Linked DNA regions of Homo sapiens: region 2 is linked to region 1. A link is a contact called in ENCODE Hi-C or POLR2A ChIA-PET data. All regions are on one chromosome and are shown on one strand. Each heading gives the region's core, a stretch centred on a gene start or an enhancer-like site at or near the end of the contact. The rest is flanking DNA. Distances are from core to core; before and after follow the strand shown. Region 1 holds the start of EIF4G3 (eukaryotic translation initiation factor 4 gamma 3). Region 2 overlaps EIF4G3 (eukaryotic translation initiation factor 4 gamma 3).

Region 1 (3,192 bases), core at 461-2,960:
ACATGGAGAATCACCGTCTCTACTAAAAGTACAAAATTAGCCAGGCGTGGTAGCGCATGCCTCTAATCCCAGCTACTCGGGAGGCTGAGGCAAGAGAATCGCTTGAACATGGGAGGCGGAGGTTTCCGTGAGCCGAGATCGTGCCATTGCACTCCAGCCTGGGCAACAAGAGCGAAACTCCGTCTCAAAAAACAGCAACAACAAAATAGTAAGGCAGTGTGTGAAGCAGGATAGCAGGAGTCAGAACTAGACTCTAATCTTAGCTCTGCCAGCCACACTGTCGGTGCGACCTCGGGGAAGTCTTTTGTGCGTTTTGAGCCTCAATTTTCTCAGCTTTTCTGTGGTTTGATGGTATTGAGCCTCCCCAGTCTCAGTTTATTCATTTGTAAAATGGATACTACCTATTTCACAGGACTGCTTGAGATAATGAAGGGTACAGCGCTTAGTGCCATGTCTGGTAAATATTATATTAAAACTTGATTGCTCCATGACGCCTGCCATTTTTTTTTTTTTTTTGAGACGAAGCCTCACTCTGTCGCGCCCAGGCTAGTGTGCAATGGCACTCTCTCAGCTCACTGCAACCTCCGCCTCCTGGGTTCAAGTGATTCTCCCGCCTCAGCCTCCCGAGTAGCTGGTGCCTGCCACCACGCCTGGCTAATTTTTGTATTTTTAGTAGAGACGAGGTTTCATCATGTTGGCAAGGCTGGTCTTGAACTCCTGACCTCAAGTGATCCACCGGCCTTGGCCTCCCAAAGTGCTGGGATTACAGGCGTGAGCCACCGCGCCCGGCCGATGCCTGCCATTCTTTCCCACTCAATGCCACTGTGCTTAGGACAAGGCACCTGCTAAGGAGTGGGGTGTGCGGGGTTGGGGGTGGGAGTGATCTTGGCAGGTCTAGCTGGGAAGAAAATCCTTATCAACAAATGTCACCCAGCATAGGACATTGGGGAGCTGATCACTGGCTGCTGGTCAAAGGGCGCTCCAGTCCTGGGGAAGGCCTAGGTTTGAATCCATCCACAGAGCTCAGTTAAGGCTGCTGATTAGATATGGCGGCTCAGGTCATGTCCCCAGCCAATATGGGAGGCGGCAAGGTTCATCCAGATGAAGGTGGCATTTAGATTTAGGCTCTGTCCTTTCCCGATAGGGTGACCTTGGGCTAGTCACTTTTCCTCTGTGTCCTCTGGAAATGGGGCTCCTCATTCACCTCTCAGAGCGTCTGAGGAAGTGTCGACACAATGGGTGTGAAATGCGTGGGTTACAGGCCGGCGGGTGGCATTGGTTACGCGAAGTCCCCGCGGGGGGTCCCTATCCAACGGGTTCCATTCCGGTTAAGCGGTTCCTTCTCCAGGGGTTTTTCGCCTCGCCGCTGCCTCTCCGCCCCTGCGAGCGGGGCTCAGCGAACAGCCGACTCCGGGGCCATTACCATTGTTCTTCGAGGCTGGGCCGCAGGGGAGGACTCTCGCAAGCCAGACCTCGCCTTTGGTCTTTCCCTCCGCCCCGCACCCGCGCCGCTGTAAGCCAGCGAAGCCTCCCTCGCCGATCTTTGCCGAGGAAGCGAGTTAGCCCCTGAGCCCTCCCGAACGGCGGCCGAGGACGCACCCGAGCGTCTCCGAAGAATCCCGACCCCTAGCAGTCTCCGGAAAGAGCCGAAGAGGCTTCCCACCCTCGGTTTCCCGAGCCATTCCGAAAAAGTCCGAAGTTTTCCGAGCAGCCGTCCTGCCGGACTGCTGGAGGCGGCCACAGCGCCATGTTGGATGCTCTGCTCGTTGAGTGAAGAAAATCCACCGGCATCGCCTGAGCCCCGCTACCGAGAAGGGCGCCGCTTCCTCCGGGGAGGGGGATAAAGATCCCCCGCCGCCGGCCCATGAGGATATTGCCGTGAAAGGTCCGGTCTCTCCGCCTCCTGCCCCCGCCGGGTCCGGCCCCCCCCCTGGGGTCGCGTTGTCACGGAGACCGGCAGCCGGTGGTGCTGGCCCGCGGGGCGGCTGCTGCTGCCGGCGGCGGCGGCGGCGGAGGCGGCGGCGGCGGCGGCGGCGGCGTCGGGCGTGTGTGACCGGCCCCGGCCCCCTCCTCCTCCTCCCCCCAGGCTCCCCCCAGCCCCCCGCTCCCGCCGCCTCCCCGGGTCTGCCCCCATCCCGCCCCCCCGCTGCCCCCGGCCCCTGCACCCCGGCGCGCCCGGTCCCGCTCTGGGGGGGTTGGTGGCTTCGCTTTGCCATGAGTTTACCGCAGAAACCGGCTCTGAAATCAGGCACAGCGACTGCAGCAGGAACCGGACCCGGCACCGGAGCGGCGGCGGCGGCGGCAGCAGCGGTACCGCCTCCTCACCCGGCGGCGGCAGCAGCGGCGGCGGCGGCGGCGGCGGCGGCGGCGGCGGCAGCGGTCCCCCCTCCTCACCCGAACATCAGGGCCCTCCAGACTCAGGCGCCCCAACAGTATCCTTTTCACCTTCCTGTCGGCCCTTCGGTTCTCGTCGTCGCAGTCCAGGGGGACCCCGCAGCCCAGGGGACCCTCCTGCCGGCCGCCACAGCCCAGCCAGGAAAGGGACAGCGGCTCAAGCCCCTGCATCGGGCTTGGGCGGAGCTTTTGGGGTGCCCCGGCAGCAGCACTGCGGGGGGACCCCCAGACCCTCTGCAATACTGTGAAAGCTAGCCCCACTTGGCCATGCTTCTGCAGCCCCTTCCTTTTAGAGCTTGGGGTCCCTTCTCCCCTCCTCCCCTAAGGTACCCTCCCCCCCTTTATTGGGCAGAATTTGCTTGGTGCCTGGGACCAACCCTGCAGGGAAGGCTTTTCTCTGGTTGTTGTGAGGATTACACCCTCCTGCTCTTCACCTCCCCTCGGCTCCCCCTACAGCGGGACACAGTGGGCTTCCATAATTATTATTAGTACATAATAAACTTTATCGGTAAATTTCTTGTTTGAAACCAATCAGCTCGTTTCCGAGGTATGTTGGATTTTCAGTCTAAGGTGAAAATGTACAGAAAGCAGTTCCTCTGGATAATTTTTTTTAGTAATGGGAGAGTTGTGATGTGGTTTGTGGTAGAGATCTGAGGAGGAAATGTGACGCCGGACGCTTCCCTGTCTTTGACCTTTTTAAAGGAAGAGGAAGTTCACCGACATTACCCATCACCCACAAAAGTCTCACTTCTTGGAAGATTTGTGTTAGGCTGAATATTTTTAATGGGCTTTAATTTA
Region 2 (2,999 bases), core at 116-2,615, 86 kb after region 1:
TGGCAGTGCGGGCCCTTTTTTGGTTCCAGATGAACTTTAAAGTAGTTTTTTCCAATTCTGTGAAGAAAGTTATTGGTAGCCTGATGGGGATGGCAATGAATCTATAAATTACCTTGGGCAGTATGGCCATTTTCATGATATTGATTTTATGAGGCCAGCATCATCCTGATACCAAAGCCTGACAACAACAAAAAAAGAGAATTTTAGACCAATATCCCTGATGAATATTGATCCTCAATAAAATACTGGCAAACCGAATCCAGCAGCACATCAAAAAGCTTATCCACAGTGACCAAGTGGGCTTCGTCACTGGGATGCAAGGCTGGATCAACATACACAAATCAATAAATGTAATCCAGCATGTAAACAGAACCAAAGACAAAAACACATGATTATCTCAATAGATGCAGAAAAGGCCTTTGACAAAATTCAACAGCCCTTCATGCTAAAAACTCTCAATAAATTAGGTATTGATGGGACGTATCTCAAAATAATAAGAGCTATTTATGACAAACCCACAGCCAATATCATACTGAATGGGCAAAAACTGGAAGCATTCCCTTTGAAAACTGGCGCAAGACAGGGATGCCCCTCTCTCACCACTCCTATTCAACATAGTGTTGGAAGTTGGCCAGGGCAATCAGGCAGGAGAAAGAAATAAAGGGTATTCAATTAGGAAAAGAGGAAGTCAAATTGTCCCTGTTTGCAGATGACGTGATTGTATATTTAGAAAACCCCATCGTCTCAGCCCAAAATCTCCTTAAACTAATAAGCAACTTCAGCAAAGTCTCAGGATACAAAATCAATGTGCAAAAATCACAAGCATTCTTATATACCAATGACAGACAAACAGAGAGCCAAATCATGAGTAAACTCCCATTCACTATTGCTTCAAAGGGAATAAAATACCTAGGAATCCAACTTACAAGGGATATGAAGGACCTCTTCAAGGAGAACTACAAACTACTGCTCAACGAAATAAAAGAGGACACAAACAAATGGAAGAACATTCCATGCTCATAGATAGGAAGAATCAATATCGTGGAAAAAAAATTTTTTTTTAATAGAGGCAGGGTCTCTTGTGGTCTAGGCTGGAGCTGGCTTGTTTAAATTGCATTTTTTTAATTTTTGAAAAACATATTCGTGTGGTTCAGAAGTAATGTTAAAAGACTGTAGCTATGGTCAGGTGCGGTGGCTTATGCCTGTAATCCTAGCACTTTGGGAGGCCGAGGTGGGTGGATTGCCTGAGCTCAGGAGTTCGAGACCAGCCTGGGCAACATTGCAAAGCCCCATCTCTACTAAAAATACAAAAAATTAGCCGGCTGTGGTAGCGCATGTCTATAGTCCCAGCTGCTTGGGAGGCTGAGTCACAGGAGGCTGAGTCACGAGAATTGCTTGAACCTGGAAGGCAGAGGTTGCAGTGAGCTGAGATTATGCCACTGAACTCCAGCCTGGGTGACAGAGCGAGACTCTGTCTCAAAAAATAAAAAATTAAAAAAAGAAGACTATAGCTGTTTCCAAAGTAACTGTATTTTAAACAGTACATGTTTTGAGAAATCCTGTTCGGTATCTTTGTGAAATAGGGTATAGTTTAGAAATTCTGCCATTACTTTATGTATTATAGAAGTTAACTTCCTTTTTTATTTCAGAACTATGTAGAAATAAGAAGTAGAGAAAGCATAAATTGACATTGACATCTTGGCCTAAATAAGAAATAATATAGAAAAAGACCCTTTGCATTATTTTTTTATCTCCTGATATTAGTTGCCTATTTTACCTATAAATCAGTATTTATTTGATGACATTTGTATCCTTGATCTTCCTTTCAATGAGGAAATGATAACTTGAGTCTTTCACTTTAAGAATATTGCTTATGCTGAACATTAGAGCAGTAGTTTTTCTTGTAGTGGAGTGGGGCAAGGTTTAGGAACGTTCAGCTGGGAATTATAAATGGAACATTAGTGTTTTGGCAGACTGAAAGACAATTTCTGTTTATTTTCACTTCTTCTTTTCTACTTTGTGCAAATCCACCTTTTAAGGAGGTACTGACTGTAAACAACCCCAGTGCCAGACATGATTACCATTGATCAAGAAGGTTTATTTTGAAGAGAGTTCATCCTTCATGAAGTTTCATAAACATTTGTTCTTTAAAATGTATTGGTCCTCTCTTTTCTGCATAAGTAGGAAACATTCATATCAGTAATACATGTCATGTAATATCCTCATGGATTCTTGGATTTCTCTGATGAAATTTAGTCTTTGCAAGTGTATTTGCCTAGTTGGCATTTGTTGTAGCATGTATGTAGTGAGTACTTTAATAATCAGAGTCTTTAACCATCAAATTATATTTATTTCTGAAATTTGTCTTTTGTTATTATTCTACTAGAAAAAAGAAAGAGGAGAATTCGAAATTTTTTACATTTATATTTCTACTTAGAGTCTTAATTCAGTATTGCATACCATCTATGTAATCTTACTAATAGTTTTGCTTGTACTTCCTAATGATATAAATCACAGCAATTTGAAATACAGAAATATCAAGTGGATGTACTACTGTATTTCAATCATGGGTTATGAAAAATCAGCATGTTCTGGATTATTGTATGTGCATGTTACACTGCTCATTTATTGAATTAGAATTTTAAGTAGCACTATGAAAAGCTGTTTTGCCTGTATCTTGAGCTCAGAGGGAAAGAAACATCCAATGATTTATGCTTGGAGATACAGAGTTTGGTGAGAACTGGTAATAAGCACAATGGCAGGCAGAATTAGGAAGGAAGTATGTTGTAGTGTACAGAGTTTTACATGGGTCATTTCTTTGAATTCAAATTCTGTAGAAAATTTCTGGCAGTTCCTGTCTCATGCTGATTTATTTAGGCTTTTTTTTTTTTTTGGTAGAGAGGTTTGCTAATTGCAACTTGTTAAACTCCTGTGCTCAAGTGATCCTACCACCTCAGCCTCCCGGAGACTACAGGTGCTGGCAACCACACTCGGCTAAT

Evidence for each region. A loop is a pair of places that touch in the nucleus more often than their neighbours do. ChIA-PET counts read pairs that join two places held with the same protein, here RNA polymerase II (POLR2A). Pooled maps may share reads with other maps.
Region 2: a loop to region 1 is called in a map of mammary epithelial cell, with 2.1 times the contacts of the local background. The contact joins the enhancer-like site here to the promoter of EIF4G3 in region 1. A Hi-C loop is called at or near these places in 5 of 168 maps with a recorded cell type or tissue (CD14-positive monocyte, heart right ventricle, mammary epithelial cell and 1 more) and 5 of 50 pooled maps. POLR2A ChIA-PET finds 5 or more read pairs at or near these places in 6 of 52 experiments (GM10248, GM12878, H1 and 3 more).

Annotation. Positions count from the first base shown.
Region 1 is chr1:21,175,415-21,178,606 of GRCh38, reverse strand. It overlaps EIF4G3 (eukaryotic translation initiation factor 4 gamma 3), which reads left to right and starts at 1,710. Exons shown (of 37, transcript NM_001391906.1): 1 at 1,710-1,885; 2 at 2,249-2,432. RefSeq lists an enhancer at 1,746-1,795.
Region 2 is chr1:21,089,642-21,092,640 of GRCh38, reverse strand. The region is part of intron 2 of EIF4G3 (eukaryotic translation initiation factor 4 gamma 3); the gene reads left to right. Among named protein-coding and RNA genes, the nearest start is that of EIF4G3, 86 kb to the left of the region's middle. Within about 2 kb of position 1,365, at least 7 of the 41 ENCODE cell types and tissues checked have a DNase peak (open chromatin) inside an H3K27ac peak, as active enhancers do; they include CD14-positive monocyte, GM12878 and mammary epithelial cell, where a contact is called at or near this core.